Regions from separate parts of the Homo sapiens genome. Here region 2 is linked to region 1. A link is an interaction called in ENCODE POLR2A ChIA-PET data of the cell type or tissue named here. Cell type or tissue: IMR-90. All regions are shown on one strand. Links, peaks and the distances in the headings refer to the core of each region. The heading gives the core; the rest is flanking DNA.

Region 1 (2,921 bases), core at 172-2,671:
GTCTTTAGAGAACAAAATATCCTCAGTTCCTTCGCTTGCTACATAATACTTTCAAATGACATACTGCAACCTCTGTTATTCTCATCTATATACCATTCAATTTGTATAAGTGACTCTTAAAATGTGACATTCAAAATGGAATACTGGCCAGGCGTGGTGGCTCATGCCTGTAATCCTAGCACTTTGGGAGGCCGAGGTGGGAGGATTGCTTAAGGCCAGGCATTTGAGACCAGCCTGGGCAACATAGGGAGACCCCCATCTCTACAGAAAATAAAAACAAAAAAAAATTAGCCAGGTGTCATGGTGCATGTATGTGGTCCCACCTACTCTGGGAGGCTGAGGTGGGAGAATAATCAGTTGGGCCTGGGAGGTCAAGGCTGCAGTGAGTCATGATCGTGCCATTGCACTCCAGCCTGGGCAACAGAGTGAGACCCTGTCTCAATAATAATAATAATAATAATAAAATGCAGGTTGATTGATTCATGTAAGAGATACAGACACAATGCTAGGAGTACATGAAACAATGGAGACTCAAATGCCAAAAACAATGGAAATAATGTTGCAGATGTACAACAAAATCCAAATTATATTATAAATGTGACCACCTTTATGTTTAGAATTTCAAAGAATGTATTAAATGAATTTTTTCACAAAATATACACTACACATTTTACAGTCAATTTTGATATTAGTTTTATTTACATGCAGATATGAGGGAAAGAAATCCTTACTACTTACCGTTGCTATGACAAAATGTGTTTTTTAAAAAAATCAATGAAGAATGATTCACAGGGCAAGGCCAGAAGTTTTTTAAAAAAAAAAAAAAAAGTAACAAAAATCAAAAGTAAATGTACTCTCAAATAGACCATAATGCTGATTTGGACTGGGAAAGGAAGGTATTTGTAAGTCAGTGTACATAAAAACAGCCTGTTACATAACTGGGAGCGTGCCTCATAAACTAATTCCATATATGTTATCGTATGTAGTGAAATCATTAATGTGTCAAATAGCACAAAAGAAAAAAATGTATCAAAAGGATATTTGGAGTTATTATAGTTCTAGATCTAGACAAACCCCTTCTGGAGTCTTAATCAAAAACAAATATAACAATACCTATTCTATTCCATAGGACTATTTTAAAGAGCAAATGAGATAATATATAAGAAGTTAAATGAGAGAAAAGAATACACAGAGAAGTACTTTGGAAACTGAAATCACTACACACTATAAGGTATTAAAATACCATTTAAGCATTAATAGTTCTACAATATTAATAATAGAAATTTAATTTTCAGATGTTTTACAGAAGGCACTTGAAATGGCCTTCAGTGTCTCTGAATTCTGAGTTTCTTTAGCTTTAGTCAATAATCATTAATTTTGTTTAGTTTTATCATACCTCACACAAAATATTCAACATTTTCACTGCTGAAACACCAATTCTGCCTTTGTCATTCTAAATTATTTCCTTGAGAGATTAGTTTCAGAAAGTTTCATCTAAGATGTTTGTGATTAGAATTTCTGACAATACAGCCAATGCTATCAATATTCATATACTGAAGGTCCTGTGTTAGGGAACCAAAAGGATACCTGAAATCAGATACCTGATCAAAGGATATGCTTTTTCCTTTAGCTAACCAAATTCTTGTGTTCATTTCATGTTCAATGGATAGCAATGTTTATAAATGCTGAAGTAGTTAGTAAGCCAAGAAATGGCTATTGTGAATCACGATATTTAACTAAAGGACTTTCACATAGCTATCCGAAAATGGCTCCATCAAAATGTTTTTGTGCATAATGATCATCCCTGACCTTACTCCATTTTCCTAACTCTACCTCAATTCCAAGGAATAACCACTTTACCCATTAGCTAATATTTGCATTTTTAAAGCTGGTCTATGTTGCTGTTAAAATCACACTCAAGTTACTGTTTTAAATTTATAGATTTGATTTAAAACTTAAGCTGATTTTAAACCTGCCTCCCAAGTCACCCAACATAATAAAAGCTTATAATATGAAACACAGTGTGTGCACTTGACAATGTGAGGTCTGTGTACAATGTTAATTCTATCTTTTAAGTTATTAAATTACTCAAGTGCTTATAAAAGCTGAAAATTATATTATTATACAGTAAGTCCTCACTGGACATCATCGACAGGTTCTTGGAAAGTATGACTTTAAGCTAAATGAAGTATAACAAAACCATTTTCTTCTCATCAAGGTTATAACAGAACAATTTTGAAGGAAACAACTTAATTCCAGGACCAGCCATTATTTTGCTTAAAGTTGTAAGTTCTAAGAACCTATGGACAATGTTAAGTGAGGATTTATTGTACAAATAAACATAACAAAAATCTTTAAAGATTTTTGGTTGAATTTACTGTATGTGTGTGATTTAGTAAGTAAGTTTATATTACTTTCATCTGAATCGATGAACATGACATGCACATTAAGACAGTTCCAACATTTGGTATTCCATAGTTAACTAAAATACAAAGCAAAGGAAAACTAATTAGGAAAATTTGTAGTTTGAACATAAATAGCAAAATATTTTAATAGACTTTTTTTTTTTCCTTACCACATTTTAGTTTATTACCTAGGTTTGTTTGGGGCAAGCTGTCGACTTGGCCGTCTAATAGACTGGTTTTGCTGTATCTTCATTGAAGTTCTAGGAGATGATCGGGCAAAAGGGTCTGGAGCTGGGGGCTTTTTAGGTATCTTTTTCACCAACCGACTAACCCACTTCTGCTGCTCTTCTGTAGAATTTGCTAGTAATAACAGATTCTTTGCCGTTGAAATATCATAATATACTATAAAGAAAAATTAGAAAAAAAAATTAATGTGCTTAAAATGATCTGAACATAACCAATATCGATGGAGCAAGTAATTTATCATTTACCTTTGCAAGGTGCTATAATCTCCTC
Region 2 (2,921 bases), core at 212-2,711, 210 kb after region 1:
CCTCGGGTGACACCACCACCACCACCGCCGCTGCCGCCATCGCCATCACCACTGCCGCTGCCATCACCGCCACCACCACCACCATCACCACCACCATCACCACATTATGGACAATAGCCCAATGTTTCCTGAGTTCCCTAGAGGGTTGAAAGAGAATAGGACCTAGAGAGATCACATAGTTGGGACAGGCACTCATTAATTTGATCCAATGACAAGAGACCAGATGGGAAGAAGGATGCCTTGAGAGATGTCAGTGTGCACCCATGGATAGAAGCAGCTGGTGACTGGGTACTTGGGAAGCCACATGGACACACACAAAGCTCCTGGAAGACGTTTTCAAGGAGTTGGGCTGTGCTGGGATCCAGAACTGGCTGAAGAAACCATGAGCTGACATAAAATTTCTGCCACCTAGCAGAATGGAGGCTCCATTTGGAAATTAAATTATATACTTAAAAAAACTATAATTGCTTCATTTCTTTTTTTTGAGATGGAGTTTCACTCTTGTTGCCCAGGCTGTAGTGCAATGGCACCATCTCAGCTCACTGCAAACTCCGCTCCCGGGTTCAAGAGGTGATCCTGCCTCAGCCTCCCGAGTAGCTAGGATTACAGGTGTGCGGCCACCATGCCCCGCTAATTTTGTATTTTCAGTAGAGACGGGGTTTTACCATGTTGGTCAAGCTGGTCTCAAACTCCTGACCTCAAATGATCCACCCACTTTGGCCTCCCAAAGTGCCAGGATTACAGGCATGAGCCACTGCGTGAAGCCAAATGCTTCATTTCTTTTTTTCTTTTTTTTTGTTGAGAGGGAGTCTCACTCTGCCGCCCAGGCTGGAGTGCAGTGCCGCAATCTCGGCTCACTGCAAGCTCCCGCGTTCACGCCATTCTCCTGCCTCAGCCTCCCGAGTAGCTGGGACTACGGGCGCCCGCCACCACGCCTAGCTAATTTTGTTTTGTACTTTTAGTAGAGCCGGGGTTTCACCGTGTTAGCCAGGACGGTCTCGATCTCCTGACCTCGTGATCCGCCCGCCTGGGCCTCCCAAAGTGCTGGGATTACAGGCGTGAGCCACCGCGCCCGGCCTGCTTCATTCCTTATACATCTGAGTTGGCCATCTGAGATTTTGTTTCTACTACACAGCACTACGGCAAGGATTACGCGAAACCACCTAGTCCCTAGTATGGTTCCTGCCATGTAATCAGGACACAGCAGATCGCAGCTGGGTATTTTCCATTTTCCTCCGGATCTGCTCTGCACCCTTCTCCACTGGCCCTCAGCTGTGGGAAGCTGACCTCATGGACTGCAGGCAATGCGCGTAATTGCCCTATGGGAGGCACCAACAGGAAATGGGAGGGGCTGGGAGGGAAGAGCTATGAGGTATTCACTCTGTGGGTCTGGCAATGGCTGTGTTTCTCTCAGCTCCTGCCTGGTGGCCCCCTCCTACCGGCAAATCTCTCACTGAGGTTCTGCCCGCTCTCTCTGCTCCTCCAGGCGTCGGGGTGGCAGGGCATTCCTGCTCTTGCTGGCCTCAGATGCTTCCCTTCTTGTGTACCCTTAACCTGTGCCCACTTCTGTAAATAGTCCCTTCATTACACTCTTAGGAACTACCTCTTTGGAGAATGCCACTGTTTCCTGCGGGGACCCTAGATGATACAACTGTTATTAGTATTACCTTTAGTTTGAGATCACATCTGATTCTCTGTGTGATCCTGTGGAGTCGGTGACCCTTTCTGAGCCTCAGTTTCTTCATTTCTTAAATGTGAATCCAATACCCCCAGCTTTCGCTTTCCTACTTCAGAGGGATATTGTGGGAATTAAACGAGTCAATACAGGTGACAATACTCTGGGAAAAAAATACAATTGTGACCCTATTATTAGAATTATTAAAAGTAACAATAGTAGTAAGATTGTTCCTGCCCAGAGATCTCTTCTGATCCCCCTCTCTTCACTCCAGCACAATAGCAGTGACTCAGTCTTTGGTCCTTGGCAAAGCCACTGTCCTTTTCTGCAAAGTCTTATGCTGCGGAAAGATGAAACTTTGTGATCAGATACAGCACACAATTCTCAGAGCTGCTGCCACCATTTGACAAATGCCACGGGGTTCTAGGCTGTGCTGCAGCCCCTCAGAGCAGACCCAGGCCTGCCCTTGCAACCTCTGGGCTCTGTTTGCTGCTCACAGAAGACTGCTGAGAACCAGCCTGTGGCCCTGGCTGAAGCCACTGAGCATCCAGGATCCCTCCCACCTGAGTAGCAGGTGGATAAGGCCTAGCTTAGTGAGAGCTGGTGTGGACTCAGGTTGCTCCAAGCTCCTGGCAGGAAGAAAATTGCTAGTGGGGCATGCATGGCCGGTGAGCTGGGATAGCCCCAGAGCGGAGAGCGAGGACAGCAGCCCTGCTGGGGGCAGTTTCACTTTGCTGTGCCTATTTTAAAACAAGAGCATGTCCCTTGAGAGCTTCTCCTGCCTCTCCTTCCAGCCACTTAATCCATCCGGTGTTTCCACGATCTCCTCTTCCCAATCCAACCCGCCACCAGGCCTGTCAAGGGACACCTGGAGTAGCAAATCTCATTGGTGGCCTCTGCGTGATCAAGATCTTGCCCGGTGTGGTGGCTCACACCTGTAATCCCAGCACCCTGGGAGGCCAAGGCGGGCAGATCACCTGAGGTCAGGAGTTCAAGACCAGCCTGGCTAACATGGTGAAACCTCGTTTCTACTAAAAATACAAAAATTAGCTGGGCGTGGTGGCATGTGCCTGTAATCCCAGCTACTTGGCAGGAGAATTGTTTGAACCTGGAAGCTGGGGGTTGCAGTGAGCGGAGATTGTGCCACTGCACTCCAGGCCTGGGCAACAGAGCGAGACTGTCTCCAAAAAAAAAAAAAGTTAAAAAAGAGATATGTGGGCCCCCAGTTGTTTAAAATCAGGAGTCA

What was found. Peaks named below come from ENCODE experiments on the same cell type or tissue, not always from the same donor. Only the 100,000 strongest peaks of a DNase experiment are listed, where the experiment ranks them.
Region 2: POLR2A ChIA-PET joins it to region 1 with 10 read pairs; 5 of 35 experiments call an interaction of 5 or more read pairs at or near these places.

What each region holds. Positions count from the first base shown.
Region 1 is chr2:11,189,555-11,192,475 of GRCh38, forward strand. It overlaps ROCK2 (Rho associated coiled-coil containing protein kinase 2), which reads right to left. Exons shown (of 33, transcript NM_004850.5): 31 at 2,897-2,921; 32 at 2,594-2,807. Among named protein-coding and RNA genes, the nearest start is that of SLC66A3, 36 kb to the left of the region's middle. In IMR-90, for the core only: no CTCF peak of the experiment used is centred there; no DNase peak of the experiment used is centred there.
Region 2 is chr2:11,402,617-11,405,537 of GRCh38, forward strand. LINC00570 (long intergenic non-protein coding RNA 570) reads left to right here. Exons shown (of 3, transcript NR_047499.1): 3 at 1-461. Among named protein-coding and RNA genes, the nearest start is that of LINC00570, 10 kb to the left of the region's middle. In IMR-90, for the core only: no CTCF peak of the experiment used is centred there; a DNase peak (open chromatin) is centred at 1,325.